2 separate regions of the Mus musculus genome follow, and region 2 is linked to region 1. A link is a contact called in ENCODE Hi-C or POLR2A ChIA-PET data. All regions are on one chromosome and are shown on one strand. The core of a region is the stretch at or near the end of the contact, and the rest is flanking DNA. Distances in the headings are between cores, read along the strand shown. Region 1 holds the start of Prdm2 (PR domain containing 2, with ZNF domain). Region 2 holds the start of Pramel12 (PRAME like 12).

Region 1 (6,865 bases), core at 2,687-5,186:
AGCCACCATGTGGTTGCTGGGATTTGAACTCTGGACCTTAGGAAGAGCAGTCGGGTGCTTTTAGCCACTGAGCCATCTCACCAGCCCCACAGATGCTGTTTTATACTTTGCTAGGCCAGGGATTGCACTTGCTAGGAAGGGCTCACTAGATTGCCTGGCCCATCCTTGTACTTCCCCATTTAGCCTAAGATGTCCTTGAACTCAGGTTCTTCCTGTTTTGGCCTCCCATATAGCTATGCTTGTAGTCATCAGTTCTAGCACTCTTTATGCACAGACAAACAGACAGACAGACACACACACACTTCTCTTACCTACTCCAAGTCTTGAATATCTTAGAGGAAGCATGGTGATCTCGAACATGACAGTTGATAATTGTGATTGAACGGGCCATCAAGACAATATTTACCTTAGAAATTATGCTTGAGAATGTGTATGTGTGCAGGCAACACACACACACACACACACACACACACACACACACACACACACACACAGTTGCCTACAATGGCTACTGGTCTGGTCTAGCTTTTAAGTGTGTGTGTGTGTGTGTGTGTGTGTGTGTGTGTGTGTCTATGCATGTATGTGCTCCAAGGATGAATGAGGTGGGTGCTTTCTATGGAACTGAACTGTCCAAGTTAAAAACCTGGTTTCATTTCTTTTTTTTTAAATTTTAATAAGATTTATTGTTATATGTAAGTACACTGTACTGTCTTCAGACACATCAGAAGAGGGTGTCAAATCTCTCTTATTTTAATCCCTCCTCCCTCTTTTTTTTTAAATCCCTTCCCGTGTCAGATCTCTTTATGGATGGTTGTGAGCCACCATGTGGTTGCTGGGATTTGAACTCAGGACTTTCGGAAGAGCAGTCAGTACTCTTATCCGCTGAGCCATATTTCCAGCCCCTGGCTTCATTTCTTTAACTGGGCAATGTCTTCATCCACATTGGCCTTAGTTCTCACAGCTGTACATGCGCTCACCACACACAGCTGTGATGAATGGGACATAATCCATGTACAATGTCTATAACAGAACCTAGCAGGGAATAAGTATTGTCATTCAGGGAGTCTTAAGTCCACTTACATTGTCACTGATACTGTAGTTTAAAGTCTTTGGTACTAGCTATAAAGTGTTTAATCTTTTTTTTTTTTTTTTTTCGAGGCAGGGTTTCTCTGTGAGGCCCTGGCTGTCCTGGAACTCACTTTGTAGACCTGGCTGGCCTCGAACTCAGAAAACCACCTGCCTCTGCCTCCCAAGTGCTGGGATTAAAAGCATGTGCCACCACCGCCCAGCTAAGTTTTTAATCTTTTAAGGGGCAATTCTATAGAAATTGCTGTGGTTTTGATTACAATCACATTTTTTTTTAAAAAAAAATACAATGTCTGGGCTATACATAACTGCTTATCTCTATCTGTTTTGAGAGTCAGGGAGATGCCATTTTCCCCCCGTAAGTATTATCTATTTAGTGCTTAGACATTGCTCTGGGTTTTGAGTGTAGCATGTGCCATTTTAACACATAATATGTGCATAAGTGACCAGGGCTGAGCCAGGTGACTTGTGCAACATGGAGTTTCATTCACGTTGCAGACTTTGATAGTGAGTGTGTTGTATACGTCCGTCTCCTAATAAACAGACCACAATTTCTGATTAAAGCATCTCTATTCCCATCATCCTTCATTAGCAAGGCATTTCATCATTTCAAAGAAGGAAAACAGTAGTATTTAGTACACCGCACAGCTAATCATCACTAATGAAATTTCACTGTAATCTCCATAGCCTTTGTCTTTTTTAATTGAACAGATGAACTATAAAGTGTGTCGTTCAGTCTGGGAAGTATCACAGTTTAGAGAATTGAAACATGTTCAAACAAAATACACAGATTAAAAGTATACAGTGGTTGGTTAGAGGTGGTATTTAGAAGGACCGAAGATTTACTCAGTGTGGTAGGCTAAATAATCGTTACTAAGCATCTGACCTCAACTCAATCCCTTGAATTCTCAAGCATTACCTCTTGCAGAACTTCTGTTGCTATGACTCAGCAATGAAGAGATTAACTGTGGTTTAGCTGGGTATCCTCAGTGCAACTGTATAGATTATGAAAGAACAGAGGGAAATTTCACTACCTACAGAGGAGAAAGTGATGTAAAGATGAAGAGAGTGTGATGATGTTGGCCTTGAAGAGTTGAGTGGCATAGTGACAAGCCAAGGAATGTTGGCAGTCACCAGAAGCTGGAAGAAGGAAACAGTCTCCCCTAGAGACCTCAGAGGAAGTGTGGTCCTACTGACACCTTAGCTTGAGTCTACTGATACTGATTTGGACTCTAGCCTCTACATTTGCAGGAGATTAAATTTCTGTTGTTTTAAGACATCAAATCTGAAACCGTTGCCCCAGGGGAAAAAGGCATTGTCATATCAGATTAAAGACAGGAAGAACAGCCACTGCCTTCTTGGCATGGTGTTCTCTGGTTTTACCATGTCATGTTTTGATTTGACAAAAATCAAAATCCCCTATATTTCCTTTTGCATTCTATTGGATGCCAGGGGGTAAGTAGATTTTCTTTTAAAATGATGGCTATGGCAGTTTGGTGGTAGATGAGGTGGTGGTCTCCCTTTTGCTCCCACGCTACCTCAGATGATTTTTGATGCATATACTTAGTAAGGTGTTAATCAAATAAAGAGTGCAAATTCCAGTGGCAGCCTGTACCATAATAGTGTATATTCTAGTGACAAGTTTGCATGTCTCTCTTAGGTTTGTAAACTCTTGACTAGTGAGAGACATAAGCAAACATTTGAGGTTTTATTTCCTCTCTCCACGGGCTCTGTGGTGATCCAGACCTTGACAACACTTGACATTGTCCTCACCTGTCAACAGTACTGATGAGATAATCACCATGTCACCAATCCTTTACAGAGTATACCACAATCCACGTTGATTGACGTACTTTCTAAACAACAGGTACATTTGATGAGCTTGTCTGGTCTTTCCAAAGTTTTGGAGGCACATTTGAACATAATACATTATCTATTTTTCAGATCCTTTTCTCAGAGGACTAATACGGCCCACTACACTTAGATTTTTTTTTTTTTTCCTTTCTTCTCAGAGGATAGCTTTATCTTGAAGTACTCATGGCTCTGGGTACCATCTAGATGTGACAAGTAACTTTCATCTCTCTACAACTTCAGATTGATTGGCAACTATGTTCCCGTCAAACCTCTTTTCTGGGATGTCAGAAGTGGTCTCCAGTTCAATCCAATCCATCTCCAGCTCACTTGTTTGTAAATAGTGGTGCAGTTCCCAAGGGCAAGATGAAGGCCATGCTGGGTACCACAGAGCCTTGGCACTGACCTAGGCCCATAGCTGGCAGTTAGCAAATGCCTCCTGGTAAGGGATGAATACAGCCGCTCAGTTGCATCTGCTTTGCTGAAGTTTCGGGTTTGTGTGTGTGTGGCTATATTGGTCCTTTGCACACCATTTAAACGGTCTATTTGCCTGGCAGTGGTCTAGTGAGTGGCCTTCAGAGTGGATTCTGCTCTTGTTTTTCTTGAAACAAGGTCTAAGGGTGTGGTCCTGCCTTCCTGGAATTCACTATGTAGCTCTGGCTGCTTCTGCCTCGAGTTTGGGGATTAAAGTGTGCGCCACCACGCCAGTCAGTCGCGGTCGTCTGAAGTAGGGTGGCTTCTCTGACCAACTCTTGAGTTTCTCAGCCCTAACTCTATAGTGGTCAGGCTGGCCCGGCCATGGCGACGCGGGCTTCCCTTCGAGGTAATAACGCTCTGGGGCGAGCGGCGAGTCCGTGATTGACAGAGAGGGCGACACAGTCCGCCGGGGTCACGCCTGACCGTCGTGTTGAGCTCCTCGGGGTCGCAGGCCACGAGCTACGCGCGGGGTCGGGGTCGGGGTCGGGGGTTGTGGGCGCCGTGCCGACGTCACTTCCGGCCGGAGCCAAGATGGCGGCGGCGCGGCCGCGGGCGCCAGAGCGACGGCGGCGGCTGCGGCTCTGGGCTCGCTGAAGCGTTGGCACGTCGCGCTCTGGTGAGGAGCGGCGGAGCCGGGGAGGGCGGGCGGGCCTCGGGGGAATGTCCCTTGGTGTCAGTGAGGAGTGTGGCCACCGCGGCGGGGGCGACCGGGCCGGGCGCTAAGGGGATTGCGGGGCGGGCTGACGCGCCCCCTTCGAGCTTCCTCCGAACGGCCGGGAACCGGTGGCTGGCGCTGGCGCCGACGCGAGGCGGCGCGAAGGCTCCCGCTCCGCGGCTCTTAAGTCCCCGCGGCCAAGTTTCGGGTCCGTTTGGTGACGGCGCGGCGGACTCGGGGTGCGCGGCTGCGGGGTCGGCGGGGAGCGCACGTGGGCCCCGGGCGGTCCCCATCCGCAGGGCTGCGCTGATCTCTGCTCTTTTGTGTCCCGGGTTGAATGTGCGAGCGCATCTGCAATCCTCGAGTTGGTTCTGTGCCTCGAGCCTTTGTGTTTTTCACCCCCGTATAGTTTCCGTGTGCTATAAACCTGCCAGTGGGCTCCTCGAGTGTCCCCCATCGACCCACTGGTGCATACGTGCATGTGTCACAGGTGTGCGCTAGCATACATAGGACTGGTTTGCGTTCGTCAAAAGATCCATCTACTATGTCTCCGAGGGTGACGAGCGAGACACGAAATAGACCTTAACAGGTCAGTGTTCTTCCACGATCCACGCGTGAAGCACCGGCCAATGGCCTAGCACTTACCGTTAGGTCGGGCCTCGAGCTGGGGAAACAATCCCACAGATCGCCGGGAAGCCCCGTTGCCTCTTACTACCCAGCTGGAATTTACACCTAGAGAAATGGGGTTTCCCTTCACCCCCCGCATTTCATGTATTGAGGATTTGGGTGTATTTGACACGTGAACTGCCTTTTGCCAAGTTCCAGTGCCTTGCCCTTAGGACCCTTTAATGAAACACGGGAATGTTTGTTTCTAGTACACAGTGTCCCCAGAACATGACTAAAATTGTATCTCAAAGTTTTTTTGTTTACTTCGAGGTTATTCTTTAAAGTAATATATACAGCAAAGACAACCTCCCAATGGTTTTTTGTTTGTTTTTTGGTTTTTGTTTTTCTTTTACCTACAATAGCACAGACTACAGTTGGATCATTCTGCCCACGATGATATTGGAAAAGAGGTTTTAGGATATTAAGAGGAGGAACTGAGAGACATTATTCTGTTGTTTTCCTGTTCTATAGAGTTCTGTTTTTGAGATTGCACGCAGCTGCCACCCTCCAAGCTCTCTTTCACACACTTTATTTGATGAAATTTCTTTTTCATGAGCAATCTCGCCATAGCTTTGAAAACCTTCAGAGATCATTTAATAAGCCCCCTTTATTCCAAGCCATGGGAAGAGAGCTGTAAATCCATTGTTGGAAGCAACACTCAGCTGCATTTGGTGTTATTTCAGGGCTCGACCCTTCCCTGCCCCCCCCCCCCAAAAAAAAGCCGTCGATGCATTTACAAAGTTATTAGAACCAGGGACATAATGAGAATGCTCAATGAATGTTCGCTGTTTGTTGATGGAAGACTTGGCTTCGTTGAGGTTTGAGGTGGTTTGTTTTACATTTTCTATGCAGTGCTCGGGATAAGAAGGTGTAACTTTGTAATAATGTATTAGCTCTGTAAGCACAAAACAGCAAAACAGTCGCACTGGAAGACAGTTGGAAAACAGAGGCGCACAAAGAAGGAATAGAAACCGCCTGTAAACTTCCGCCTCCTCAGATAGCCATTGTTAACATTGTAGCAGATTGTCACTAGTCAGTCCCTCATGGTGTGCCTGCTTGTATTTCTTTATTCACATACATTCATTTATAGAAGCATGCACTTCTGTATAATAGTCTATAGAGAATTGATATGTTGTGTATATCGATGAGGCTTGTCTTTCATTATGCTGTTGTGTGTTTCTATGTCTTTAACTGTTCTTCAATTTGATGTTTAATGGCTGATATGTGGATGGGCCATCATTCATTAACCAATCCCACATTGATTTTCAAGGCTTCTAAAGTCTGACATTTCTTTTCATTAATTTTCGGAAGTTTTTTCTCTGTGATGAATTTAAAAATTCTGCAACTATTTAAGATGTGAAAACTGGAAAATCTGCTTTGGTAGTGTCTGATGATACATCTTTTTTTGTTTGTTTGTTTGTTTCAGCTACCTAAGAAGTAACCTCCCTGATTTCTCTGTGGTGTCTGTAGCTCACACATATCTGCACACAGTTCCTTTTGATGATTATTTTATACTGGCTATTTATTTATTAATGGGATTTTTTTTTCTTTTTTCAGAATGCTGATATCTTTTCAACTTTAGATCTGACTTAGACACCTTTCAGGGGTGTGTTAAATCACAGTCTCCAGGGTGGAGAGCACTGTGGAGTATTTGCTATTTTCATGTCTTCTGACTAGTTTCGTGTTAGTTTTAATATATGTAAAGGGGAAAAACCCAACAGCAAATATGCAGCTTTCACTAGCAAACTCCATAGTGGAAGTGTATGTGGGCCTTGAGGGGATACGTCAGACCTGCATGCAGAGAGCATCTGCAGGGAATGCTGCATGTCAGACCTGCATGCAGAGAGCATCTGCAGGGAATGCTGCATGTCAGACCTGCATGCAGAGAGCACCTGCAGAGAATCTTCAGGGAATGCTAGATGCAACCGGGACATCACCAGCTGAGCACCTGCTGAGCACTTCTGCTCCTGCTGACATGCATTTAGGGCTTCATAGTTTGATTGCTGCCTATTAGCAGTCACAGTGCTTGGGATTGGGCCTGGTGTCATGTCCTAGTGCTTGCCTTTTGCAGTTAGAAATTTTTAGTTAGAGCTATAAAAAAATGATTTTCTTAGAGCAGGTCAGGGGAAA
Region 2 (6,865 bases), core at 2,173-4,672, 200 kb before region 1:
TATTTCTTTTACTTCCATGCACTTATGTGCACCACATGTGTGCCTGTTGAATCCCGTGAAACTGGTACTATGTTACAGATGGTACTGAGCCATCATGCAAGTACTGGGACTTGAGCCTGGGTCCTCTGCAAGGGCTATTAGGTGCTCTTAACTGCTGAGCCATTTCTCCAGCCCCCAATATTTTGCTTTTGATGAACTGAACCTCCCTGGGAAAGACTATGGGAGATCTGTGAGCTGTGGGTGATCATTACCTGTTACTTTCAAAGCTTTAGAGCTTGATGTGGGATTCTCAGCTATATCGTACTATTCTAGACACTGGGGCAGGAGGCCACTAAACGCATACCAGCCTTCAGTGTCTTGCATGTAAAAGAAGCTTTCACAAGCAGTTCTTAAGTCATGTACATATCTGTCTTTAGAGTGTCTAGGAGACTAACCTTGAGATGAAGACCTTGATGCACAGAGAATACACAGAAGAGGATTTCCCATGTTGTTTTAGAGTCTAGGGGAAGAAATAGATGGAAAAACAAAACAAAACAAAAACAAAAAAAAATAAACCTTCCAGCTATAAACTTTTTTGCTTACTTTTTTTAAAAAAATTTATTTTATGTATATTAATGCTCTATCTGCATGTATACCTGCGTGCCAGAAGAGGGCATCAGATCTCATTACGGATGGTTGTAAGCCACCATTATTTGGTTGCTGGGAATTGAACTCGGGACCTCTGGAAGAGTGGCCAGTGGTTTACCTGCTGAGCCATCTCTCCAGCCCTTTCATCTACTTTTTGAAAGTTAAAAAAAAAAGTCTTGCTTGTGCTACAAGCTATGAAGTCAGAGCTGCCCTTGGTGGAACTCATTATATGTAGCCCAGGCTTGCCTGCAAACTCACCTTCTCCCTGCCTATATTTAAGAATGGATTGTGTGTTTTGGCTACAATGCCTGGCTAGTGGGCTCTACTTTGAAAATACTTTATTGAGCCTCCCCAGCACTCTGGAAGAAAAGAGGTAGAAGAGATCCGGGTGAGTTTAGTCTTAGTCAGTACAGAGATTCTGATCAGTCCAAGTTGTGAGTCTCAAAACAAACAAACAAGGAACTAGAAATGTGAGTGAGCAGTTAAGAGTACTGGCTGCTCTTCCAGAGGCCCTGAGTTTGGTTCCCAGCACCCACATGGTGGGTGGGCCATCTGAAACTTCAATACCAGATCTGCCCTCTTCTGGCCACCCAGGACAGCAGACATAGACATGGTGCATACACATATACAGGCAAAACACCCATACACAAATAAAATTTTTAAAAAAAACAGATTCAAAATAATTTTGAGGTGAGGTTGTTTGGGTTTGATCCCAGGGCCTGGCCCAAACTAGACAAGCACTCTGCCAGTAGGCTGCATTCCTAACTCATTTGTTTCATTTTATGTAAACAAGGTCACCCCAGTCTAGCCCAGAACTGGAGATCACGCTTCATTGTGTTTCTAGGGCTGGAATGCCAGAAAGAAGTAAGCAGCCCACCTGGCTTCTTTTTATTTTAATTTGGATCAAGGTCAAGTTAAATTATCCAGGCTAAACCAACTACATTCCTATAGCTTCAGTCCTCAGACGAGATGGGACTTGTAGTCCTGTGCCATAAAACCTCTTCAATCCCAACGCCAAGGAAGCAGCAGAGGCAGGCAGGTCTCTGTGAGTTTGAGGCCAGCCTGGTCTTCAATGCTAGTTCCAGGACAGCAGGGGGTACAAAAGAAACCCTGTCTCTGAAAAATTTAAAAAAAAAAAACAAAAACAAAAAGTGAAAGAAAGAAAACAAATCTCAATTTAGATCTCAAATTTCAAAACATTAACTTTTGTAAAATTTAAGGAATTTCAAGCTAATCAATCAAATGTAGAGTTAGAAGGTCAGGGGTTCAACTGAGACCAGCCCAAGCTTAACGAGACTCTGTCTTTAAGAAATTTTAAAGTCAGTGGGCAACACTAGCTAGACATGGTAGTGCATGCCTTAAAACCAAAGCCTTAAAACCAAATACTCAAGAAGCAGATGCAAATGGATCTCTGTGCATTCCAGGTCACCCAGGGCTACAGAGAAACTCTGCCTAAAAAAAAAAAAAAAAAAAAAAAGTAAGAATGTAAATGAATAAAATCCAAACTCTAAGAAGATGGAATTAAAAGGATCAGATAAGACTATGTCTTCAAAATAAAATGAAATGAAAATTTTAAAATGTGAAGTCAGATATGATGAGACTACATGTGAATTCTACCATATTCTGCATGTGACTCTGTCTCTAAAAAGAAAAATTAAAATAAGCCTTAAATATTGAATCATTAATTCAACATTCAGAGGGGTGAGGCAGTCTGAAGCCAACCTGAGCTAGACTAAGGCCCCATCTAAAAAAACAAAAACAAAAACAAAAAACAAAGAAAAAATTTAACTTGACACAAACCAAGGTATAATTCTAGATATTCCATTAACTTTCAGCTTGTAGTTCCAGCTTGGGGAGGCAGATGCAGAACTGCCAGGTAATTTAAAAGCACTCTTGGCTGATCTGCGTTCTAGGTGGGCCTGGGCAGCAAAGTAAGGTCATGCCTCAAATAAAATAAAATAATAAATGAAACCAGCAAATTAAGGTCGAAGATGATGGCAACCATCACTATTAGTAAACTCAATGCCTGCGATCTGTTCCTGGGAAGAGAAGAAATCAGAGTTCCTTTGGCATCTTGGGTCAAGTGGCCCTCAATCAAAACTGTGCCCTTCTGGAGGTGACTGACTTACCAGAAACAAGAACTGATGGCAGAACTCAGAATCCCAGCAGGCCCAGGCAGTCAGTCCAAGCTCGGACTCCAAGTGCTGGTGAGTGTCTTCCCGAGCTTCTCTAAAGCTTTTATAGCCATCTTCACTTCAAACTTCCGGCCTGAGGCGTTTTCATCCGTCTCGCACTTCCGGCCTGCAGCGTTTTCATCCGTATCTGTCTCGCACTTCCGGCCTGAAGTGTTTTAGCCGTATCCGGTCCCACACTTCCGGGTTCCGTTTTATACTTCCGGCCTGAAGCGGTTTTTATTTTTTTGTTTTTCGGCGGTTTGTTTTTTGTTTTTTGTTTTCTTTTTGGTCGCCCCTCCCCCGGCTCGGTCCGCGTATTCTGTCTCACATTTCCGGTTTGTAGTCCCGCCTGTCAACCACAAGCCGTCCTCTGATTGGATGACTGAGTTTCCGCCACGTCTGGGCGTTTTCTGTTTCTGTATTGATTGACAACATAGTCTCCGTGGAAAAGGAAAAAAAAAAAAGAAAGAAAGAAAAAAACAGCCGGGAAAACCGCGCACATCCGCGGAGAGGCAGATGCAGGCGGATCTCTGGGGAGGTAAAGCCAAATTCACGGAGATGAGGGAAAAAAATCCTGAAAGCCGCGGAAGCGGTTCACGCCCTTAATCCCAGAACTCCTGTGAGCGATTCAGGCGGATCCCTGTGACGTCCGGAGCAGCCTGCTCTACGTAGAGCTCCAATACAGCCAGGACTACATAGTGAAACTCTGACTCAAAAAATAATAATTTAAAAAAAAAAACTGAGATTCCGTGAAAGTCAAAAGCCGATGCGTTAATTCACTTCATTCAATTTGTTTTCTGTATTTGCTTTACTTATTTATTTTCTTGTTAATTCACTTGGTTCTGCATTTCTTTCATGAATGAAAAAATAATAAACTAAGGACATGGCTGCTTCTAAGTATGGTGGAGGAGGAGGTTTATTGTAGGGGAAAAGGGAAGCATAGGCAGACAGCTGGGGGAGTTCAGAGTGGACATAACCCCTGAGCCATAAGACCCGGGTGCTGTGGCCAAAAGGTAAAAAGGGGGCAGGTAACTAAAATGGCTGGGTTATATAGAGAAGGGCAACACAAGCTGGAGAATTTGGGGTAGAAGGTGGAGTGTGCCAGCCATACCCTGTAACAAGGGGTACTGGGAGAACGTGGCAGCCTGGTCCACATTGATATGTTAAATAGGCACCTCAGCCATTTATTTGAGACTTAGAGTTTCAGAGGTGGAATCTTGCTCAGTACCTAAGGTTGATTTGGAACTCCAACTCTTAGCCAGTCTCCAGTCTCCACCTTCCTCTGGGGTTGAGCCAAGAGGAAGTTGTGAGCCAACATACCTGGCGGAATTGTATTCATTTGTGGCCCACTTAGTTCTAAGTATGAGTCACTGGGGATAGGAGTTTTAATCTGTGCCTGACGAATAGACATTTCTTAAAGCTGATATTATTATTGGCAAAGTTACGAATATGTTCTGGATCAGGGCCTGAGCTGGATGCTCTCTACCAGTCATCTGCTGTGGCATCTTCTCAGAAGGCAGGAAGATGTTCCCATTAATACTGCAGTAAGTGGCCTGGGAAGAAAGCTCAGTTTATAGAACAGTTGCTGCCCAGTATTCTCAAAGGTGCACTGTCCAGCAAGCACTGCATGCACCAGACAGACACTGTGGGGCATACTTGTAATCTCAGAACTAAAAAGTTAAGAGTTAGGAGGATCAGTTCAAAGTCATTTTTCCCCAAGCTTCATTGCCGGCCCAGGCTATATAGACCCTTACTCTCAAACGATGAAGAAACTTGCCTTTGAGAACAAAGGTTTTCCACATTAGGTTTTCCAGAAGGTAGAAGATGCTTCAGAAAGTGTCAGCCAGCACACTGGCTAGAGAACATGCAATAGAGAGTGGGGGCTGTGGGGTGGGTGAAATGGCTCATAGGTAAGGAGACCTGCCACAGCACTAGACTATTGGGTTCAGTCACACACTTAAGTGCTGGAAGAAGAAAACTGACTCTTGGGCTTGCCCTCTGACCTCCACATACACCCACAGACATACAGAAAATACACATACTTTTTTTTAAAAAATGAAAAGGAAGGTAAAGCCAGAGTGATAGCTCAAGCTTATATCTCAGCACTCAGGAGGCTGAAGAAAGCTTGCTACAAGTTTTGGGTCTAGCCTGGACAACATACTAAAACTCAGTTTCTAGTAAACAGCTAACACTGGAAGCAGGACCTCAGTGCCACAGGGTATCTTGCCATCAGACCTGAGGGCTTAGGTGATAATAACCTAGAAGCTCTGGAGTTAGGAGCTGTGGCAGCCTGGGATATCAGAGAGCAAGCACACAGTAGAGAAAGGCAGTACCTCTCTGGCAGTGTGGTTGGTAGCACCTGAAAGTTTTGGTTTTGTTTGTTTGTTTGTTTTGCTTTGTTTTAATATAGAGTCTCTTTACATAATCCTGCCTGTTCTGGAGCTCACTGTGTACTGACTTTGAAAACTCACAGAGGAGCTGGAGAGATGGCTCAGTGGTTAAGAGCACTGACTGCTCTTCTGAAGGTCCTGAGTTCAAATTCCAGCGATCACATGGTGGCTCACAACCATCTATAATGGGATCTGATGCCCTCTTCTGATGTGTCTGAAGACAGCTACAGTGTACTTGCATATATAAATAAATCTTAAAGAAAAAAAGAAAAGAATACTCACAGAGATCTGCCTGCCTGCCTATCCCCACTAGGTGCTGGAACTTATGTCATGTACCACCACACCCAGATTTCTTTTTAGATGAGACACAGGTCACACCCTGTAACCTTCATGGGCCTAGAATTTTCTATATAGACCAGGCCTTTCTCATACTCAAGCTGCTTGTCTTGCTTCTGTTGTCCTTGCCGTTTAAGAGTTGAGGCAGGGGACTGGAGAGATGGCTCAGTGGTTAAGAGCAATGACTGCTCTTCTGAAAGTCCTGAGTTCAAATTCCAGCAACCACATGGTGGCTCACAACCGTCTGTAATGGGATCCGATGCCCTCTTCTGGTGTGTCTGAAGACAGCTACACTGTACTTACATAGAATAAAAATAAATCTTTGGGCTGGAGCAAGCAGGAGTTGAGGCAGGAACATTGCAAATTGAGGCAAAGACCAAGTCCACAGCAGCCTAGGCAACTGAGAAAAATCTTGCAACACCAAAAAGGTACAAAAGGGCTGGGGACAGAGCTGCAGCCAAGGGGCTAGTGTAGTACACACTTAGCTTTAATTCAGTCCATAGGACAGAAGAAAAAAAAATCATTATCAAGTGCATGAGACAACAGTCCAAAGGGGCTAAGGTCATTATTATTCCAAACTGTAAATGACACTCAGAACCTCTGAGATGTCCTCACAGGCTGTGGACGAAGCCCAGGGCCCCACACACAGACAGCAAGCACTCTAGTGCTGACCTAGCTCCCACCCTCTGCTCCATTTCACGCTCTTAAGGTTTCTTAGTTGGCCTGGAACTTAATATCCTACTATCTAGGTTGGAGAGATACCTCAGCAGCCATCTGAGCTGGATCCCTAGAATATAGACAGGTAAAGGTGGAAGGGAGGAAAGAATCAACCACACACACACTATTGTCTTCAGAAGACACAGGTCTTCTGACCTCTACCTGTGTATCACAGTTTGTAAGCACCCCCACCACACATAATACGTATATAGCACTAGTACCACCACCAATAATAATGATGATGATAAAAATAATCTAAGACACAACCTAGCCAGGCACAGTGGCTCAGTTCTTTAAACTCTGCACTCAGGAGATAGAGGCAGGATGATCTCTGTGAATTCAAGGACATAAACAAAATCCAGGACAGCCAGAACTACATTGAAAGATAATGATAAAATACATATATATATATACATACATACTCGAGTAAAATTAGTTTTTAAAAATCCATTAAGCAGGTCATGATGCTATCACCTTTAGTCCCAGTACTCCAAAGGCAGGAGCAGGCCAATTAGTATGTGTTTGAGACCAGCCTACAGTTTCAGGCTAAACAGAGTCATATGTTGAGACCCTCTCTCAAAGCGGGGGGAAAAAGCTCCCTAAATAAACTGGGCTTTGAGG

What was found. A loop is a pair of places that touch in the nucleus more often than their neighbours do. ChIA-PET counts read pairs that join two places held with the same protein, here RNA polymerase II (POLR2A).
Region 2: a map of regulatory T cell shows a loop between it and region 1 (3-fold over the local background). The contact joins the promoter of Pramel12 here to the promoter of Prdm2 in region 1. A Hi-C loop is called at or near these places in 2 of 37 maps with a recorded cell type or tissue (T-helper 2 cell and regulatory T cell). POLR2A ChIA-PET finds 5 or more read pairs at or near these places in 1 of 5 experiments (Patski).

Annotation. Positions count from the first base shown.
Region 1 is chr4:143,209,780-143,216,644 of GRCm38, reverse strand. It overlaps Prdm2 (PR domain containing 2, with ZNF domain), which reads left to right and starts at 3,936. Exons shown (of 10, transcript NM_001081355.3): 1 at 3,936-4,030.
Region 2 is chr4:143,408,983-143,415,847 of GRCm38, reverse strand. It overlaps Pramel12 (PRAME like 12), which reads right to left and starts at 3,422. Exons shown (of 5, transcript NM_172877.3): 1 at 2,757-3,422; 2 at 435-499.